2 separate regions of the Homo sapiens genome follow, and region 2 is linked to region 1. Evidence: read pairs that join two places in POLR2A ChIA-PET (ENCODE). Cell type or tissue: OCI-LY7. All regions are shown on one strand. Each heading gives the region's core, and the rest is flanking DNA. Links, peaks and the distances in the headings are about the cores only. Region 1 has its middle 6.5 kb from the start of CGN. Region 2 overlaps LINGO4 (leucine rich repeat and Ig domain containing 4).

What was found. Peaks named below come from ENCODE experiments on the same cell type or tissue, not always from the same donor. Only the 100,000 strongest peaks of a DNase experiment are listed, where the experiment ranks them.
Region 2: POLR2A ChIA-PET joins it to region 1 with 11 read pairs; 3 of 35 experiments call an interaction of 5 or more read pairs at or near these places.

Annotation. Positions count from the first base shown.
Region 1 is chr1:151,503,484-151,506,386 of GRCh38, reverse strand. No RefSeq gene overlaps it. Among named protein-coding and RNA genes, the nearest start is that of CGN, 6.5 kb to the left of the region's middle. RefSeq lists an enhancer at 1,996-2,496. In OCI-LY7, for the core only: no CTCF peak of the experiment used is centred there; no DNase peak of the experiment used is centred there.
Region 2 is chr1:151,801,501-151,804,347 of GRCh38, reverse strand. LINGO4 (leucine rich repeat and Ig domain containing 4) reads left to right here. Exons shown (of 2, transcript NM_001004432.4): 2 at 1,631-2,847. The coding sequence starts at 1,644. Among named protein-coding and RNA genes, the nearest start is that of LINGO4, 2.5 kb to the left of the region's middle. In OCI-LY7, for the core only: no CTCF peak of the experiment used is centred there; no DNase peak of the experiment used is centred there.

The sequences.
Region 1 (2,903 bases), core at 245-2,744:
AACTTGGAACTTAGAGGAGAAGGTGAAGTCTCTGTTCTGGAACTTAAATTGGAAGAACAGATGTGAAAGAGTGAGGAGTTGAGAAAGTTGAGGCAGGTAACTAGTTCACCAGATTACTGGACCTGCCAAAGAGAAGTGATTCTCAGGGCTGGAGAATTTGTTAAAAGGTTTTGGAACTGCTGGTATTATCTACAAGCCTAAGGAAGAATATGATAAATGCCAAATCAATGGCACAAATGAAGTGTTACTGGAAAGCTTCCCTTTCAACTAGAATAGAGTGATTTATAATCTGGGCCTTGAAAAAACAGGCAGGGGAAAGGAAGGAAGAAAGACAGCAAGAAAACGTGCAAAGGCCCTAGGGGCAGAAAAGCATCATGTCAGTTTAGCGAACTGGAAGGTTAGCCTGTAGAGCAAAGGGACAGAGAATAGTGGTAAATAAGATGATAGGTAAATTCTGGGGTAGATTGTATAAAGCCTAGAATATCAGAATAAGAAATGTGGGCTTTCGGCTGGGCTCGGTGGCTCACACCTGTAATCCTAGCACTTTGGGAAGCTGAGGCAGGTGGATCACCTGAGATCAGGAGTTCAAGACCAGTCTGGCCAACATGGTGAAACTCTGTCTCTACAAAAATACAAAAAAATTAGCCAGGCATGATGGCGGGTGCCTGTAATCCCAGCTACTCAGGAGGCTGAAGCAGGAGAATCGCTTGAACCCGGGAGGCAGAGGTTGCTGTGAGCTGACATCGCTCCATTGCACCATTGCACTCCAGCCTGGGTGACAAAGAGAAAAGAAAAGAAATGTGGGCTTTCACAGTATTCTAGCCTGAGCAACAGAGCTACACTATGTTTCTTTAAGAAAAAAAAAAAAGAAAGAAGTAAAAAGAAATGTGGGCTTTATTGGTAGGTAATGGAGAGCTATTAAATGTTCTTGAGCAGGAAAGAGGCAGTACTTCAGAAAGTCTCTATGATAAATGCAATGGTAAGGCTTGATTGAGGTAAACCCTAAAAACCACAGTGGTGGCCGGGCGCAGTGGTTCACATCTGTAACCCCAGCCCTTTGGGAGGCTGAGGCAGGCAGATTACCTGAGGTCAGGAGTTCAACAACATGGTGGCCTGGCCAACATGGTGAAACCCCGTCTCTACTAAAAATACAAAAAATAGCTGGGCATGGTGGTGGGCGCCTGTAATCCCAGCTACTCGGGAGGCTGAGGCAGGAGAATCGTTTGAACCCAGGAGGCGGAGGTTGCAGTGAGCCAAGGTCGTGCCATTGCACTCCAGCCTGGGCAACAGGGCAAGACTCTGTCTCAAAAAAAAAAAAAAAAACCACAGTGGTGGCAAAAGGAGGGAAAAGCAAGGACCACTCACCCTGATGCTCTTTTAGCGTATTACTCATCATTTCTCTCTTGAGCTTTGTTTACAAATACTTTGCTCTTCAACAGCAATAATAATATGTAATTATACTAACACTTGGGGCTTTTCCTGGCTAAGTACAATTTCTATTCTGGTTAGGGAAGATAAGAAATGGTCACTGCATATACTCACTTTATATACATGTCCAATCTTTGAGTACAGGACTTCCAAGAGTCCCCAAAAGATATTTCATTCTTTGTGACCCATGTCGTCCACTCTTTTCTCAGTTTGACTAGGGAGGCAGAGCTACAGAGATTTCATGAATGGACATCACTGAGGTAGCGTACCAAGTCAGGAGTCAAGATATCTGTATTCTAATTTTACTTCTGGGAAAGCTGTACTCCTAGCCAAGTCTTCAAAATATTTGGGGCTCTGTTTTCTCTGAGAATTATGAAGATGATCCCAGATTTCATAACTGTATTGTTTCCTTTGGGTTTCTTGAAGAGGAAAAAGTCATGTTCTGCCTCCCACCTCTTCCTTTTGTTATCAGCTAGGAACGTGAGTAAGTGTAGCCAAATCTAGTACATAAAGGATAATTGTTTGGGACAAAGCATTCCAAGCAACTTTTTTCAGTTTAATCAGAGTCACTCCCCGACAAGGGAAAGACTCATTTCCAAGTTCCTTGTATCTCACCACACCCTGTAGCCCCTATTGTCCTAGCTGCGCATCTCTAACTCTCTGAGCAGCTAAATTCCAGTAAGTTCAAAGTCTCTAGTATATATTCATTTTTTTGTTTGTTTTTTAAATAGTAGAAATGGGGTTTCCCTATGTTGGCCAGGCTGCTCCTGAACTCCTGGGATCAAGCAATCCACCCACCTTGGCCTCCCAAGATGCTGGAATTACAGGCGTGAGCCATAGCACCTGGCCTTCAGTCTACATTCAAAATAAGAATATCATTTAAAAGGAAAAAAAAAAAAAGAGCAAGACAGGCCATATATTTCCAATTCCCAGGCCAGGCATGGTGGCTCAAGCCTGTAATCCTAGCACTTTGGGAGGCTGAGGCAGGTGGATCACCTGAAGTCAGGAGTTCGAGACCAGCCTGGCCAACATGGTGAAATCTCGTCTCTACTAAAAATAAAGAAAAAAAATTAGCTGGGCATGGTGGCATGTGCCTGTAATCCCAGCTACTTGGGAGGCTGAGGCACGAGAATCGCTTGAATCCGGGAGGCAGAGGTTGCTGTGAGCCGAGATCGCACCACTGCACTCCAGCCTGGTCAACAGAGCAAGACACCATCTCAAAAAACAACAACAAAAAAAGAAATTAAAAGGAACAGATTCCTTCGTGTAATTCTTTTTCTGGGTTGTTAAAACGCCATTCTGAGGAGAGAGCCAGTTTTCCTCCACACACCCAAACAACAGCTGATTCTACTTCCCATCTCGCTTTCCTCCTCTCATCAATGAAGGGGACAGAAGCTTGGCAGCTCAAACCTATACACACATCCCGCAAGCCCTGAGACTCCTCCAGTTCTCTCACAGTCCACTGTGGCAAAGAG
Region 2 (2,847 bases), core at 348-2,847, 300 kb before region 1:
CCCCACGTTATTCTTTTTCATCCCCAAGCCTCACACCAGTTTTCTGCATCCCTCTGCTCTTTTGGCCTCTTTCTTTAGTTTCCCAACTAGGACAATCCTCTCAAGTGGCTGTAGGATAGCCACTAGAATGATCCTTCTAGGAGGTGGAGAGTGGGAAGGAAAGGGGAAGAAATGACCATCTCTTAAACTGCCTCTCCTAAGTTCCACATGAGAAAAAACAGGGCATGTAGTAGAAAGCTGACCCTGTAGAGCCCAGAGAGCCTGAAGCCCACAAGCCCAAAGGTGATCAGGATTGCCGCTCAGCAGAGACTCAGACGCGCTGTATCCCAGAGAGCATCCATGGGCTTTTGCTCCTATCTCTGTAGCCATCCCTTGCCAATTCCAGTACTTCCTCTGCCTTGGGGTCCCTGTTGACATCTAACAGGATGAGTCAGGGGCCCTCATCACCTAGAGGGCCCCTTCTCCTCTGTCACCTCAGCCATTGTAGTCACCATCTTCCTGAGGGTTCCCGGAACCTGGTACCCAGAAACTGACTATAAGTCTACAGGCTCTGCACACTGTCTGTGCCCAGATACCTGCTGTGCCAGCCAACGGCTCCCTTCCTCCCCATCCTACAGCACTTGGTCAGATGCTGTCTCTCCTCACTTATCTATGCTCCCTGGTCCACAATCTGTCTCTTGGGAATTTCTCAGGCAGCTCAGGCCAAAAGGGACAAGAGCTCTCCCTCAGATCCACACACTGGACCAGAATCCAAACACCATTAAGGAGGGATATGAGGGAAGCCCAAGACTGAAGACCAAGCAACAGAACTCAAAACCTGGGCATCCTTTGGGTCTCTCACACACCCCAACTTCAATTGCAGTAGAGAAGCAGTTGCCCCTGGGCTCTTGCAGGGGATTCCCAGCTTCCCAGTCAAGTGCCTCCTGCATCCTATGCCACAGCTAATGTACAGCTTGGCAGTTGTCCACACAGGCATTTTGGGGAGATTGGATCTTGTTAGTCCAGGGCTCAGGCCCTGGGCCAGGCTGGAAGAGGGCTCAGCATGGGGGTGGAGCTGAGGCCTGCATGTTTCCCAGCCTTGGGTGAGCTAGTCAAGGTGAGGACCTCTCCAGTCAGGACAGGGAACTCTGGGCCAAGGACATGATCTCCCTGAGCCTTAAGCAAAACTATGGGTACATAATGTGAAAGAATAAGCGTGAGCAGAGAGGGACAGAGCAGAGCTTGGGAAGAGCAGGTATCAGGGAGAAGGGACCTGAGATCCTCCTGGATCTCACAGACATCAGGAAACCCCATACAGAAAGACTCAGTACCTCCCTGCTGTTCCCTGCCCCATTCCCATAAGCTTTTTCCCCACAGAAATCAGGCTTGGCTAGGGTTCCATGAGCCAGTAAGCACTTGGCTGGTTATCCAGGGCTGGAAGAGGGAGGAAAGCAGAGATTCCCCAAAGAGAAGCTCCAGGAAGCCCCAGGGAGGTGGCACACAAGAATTCTTCCTGGTTCTGTGCCCTACTTATTGGCAATGCTGAGACAGATAGACCAATTTCTCTCCTCTCTAAGAAGGGCCAGGAAGTCCAGGGTCACCGTCATCTGAAGCCACTTTCCAAAAAGGGCCATGTCATCATCTATTCCAGGACTGAAGAGGGAATGGATGCAGCCACAGCTCCAAAGCAAGCCTGGCCCCCATGGCCCCCGCTCCTTTTCCTCCTCCTCCTACCTGGAGGGAGCGGTGGCAGCTGCCCTGCTGTGTGTGACTGCACCTCCCAGCCCCAGGCTGTGCTCTGTGGCCACAGGCAACTGGAGGCTGTACCTGGAGGACTCCCACTGGACACTGAGCTCCTGGACCTGAGTGGGAACCGCCTGTGGGGGCTCCAGCAGGGAATGCTCTCCCGCCTGAGCCTGCTCCAGGAATTGGACCTCAGCTACAACCAGCTCTCAACCCTTGAGCCTGGGGCCTTCCATGGCCTACAAAGCCTACTCACCCTGAGGCTGCAGGGCAATCGGCTCAGAATCATGGGGCCTGGGGTCTTCTCAGGCCTCTCTGCTCTGACCCTGCTGGACCTCCGCCTCAACCAGATTGTTCTCTTCCTAGATGGAGCTTTTGGGGAGCTAGGCAGCCTCCAGAAGCTGGAGGTTGGGGACAACCACCTGGTATTTGTGGCTCCGGGGGCCTTTGCAGGGCTAGCCAAGTTGAGCACCCTCACCCTGGAGCGCTGCAACCTCAGCACAGTGCCTGGCCTAGCCCTTGCCCGTCTCCCGGCACTAGTGGCCCTAAGGCTTAGAGAACTGGATATTGGGAGGCTGCCAGCTGGGGCCCTGCGGGGGCTGGGGCAGCTCAAGGAGCTGGAGATCCACCTCTGGCCATCTCTGGAGGCTCTGGACCCTGGGAGCCTGGTTGGGCTCAATCTCAGCAGCCTGGCCATCACTCGCTGCAATCTGAGCTCGGTGCCCTTCCAAGCACTGTACCACCTCAGCTTCCTCAGGGTCCTGGATCTGTCCCAGAATCCCATCTCAGCCATCCCAGCCCGAAGGCTCAGCCCCCTGGTGCGGCTCCAGGAGCTACGCCTGTCAGGGGCATGCCTCACCTCCATTGCTGCCCATGCCTTCCATGGCTTGACTGCCTTCCACCTCCTGGATGTGGCAGATAACGCCCTTCAGACACTAGAGGAAACAGCTTTCCCTTCTCCAGACAAACTGGTCACCTTGAGGCTGTCTGGCAACCCCCTAACCTGTGACTGCCGCCTCCTCTGGCTGCTCCGGCTCCGCCGCCACCTGGACTTTGGCATGTCCCCCCCTGCCTGTGCTGGCCCCCATCATGTCCAGGGGAAGAGCCTGAAGGAGTTTTCAGACA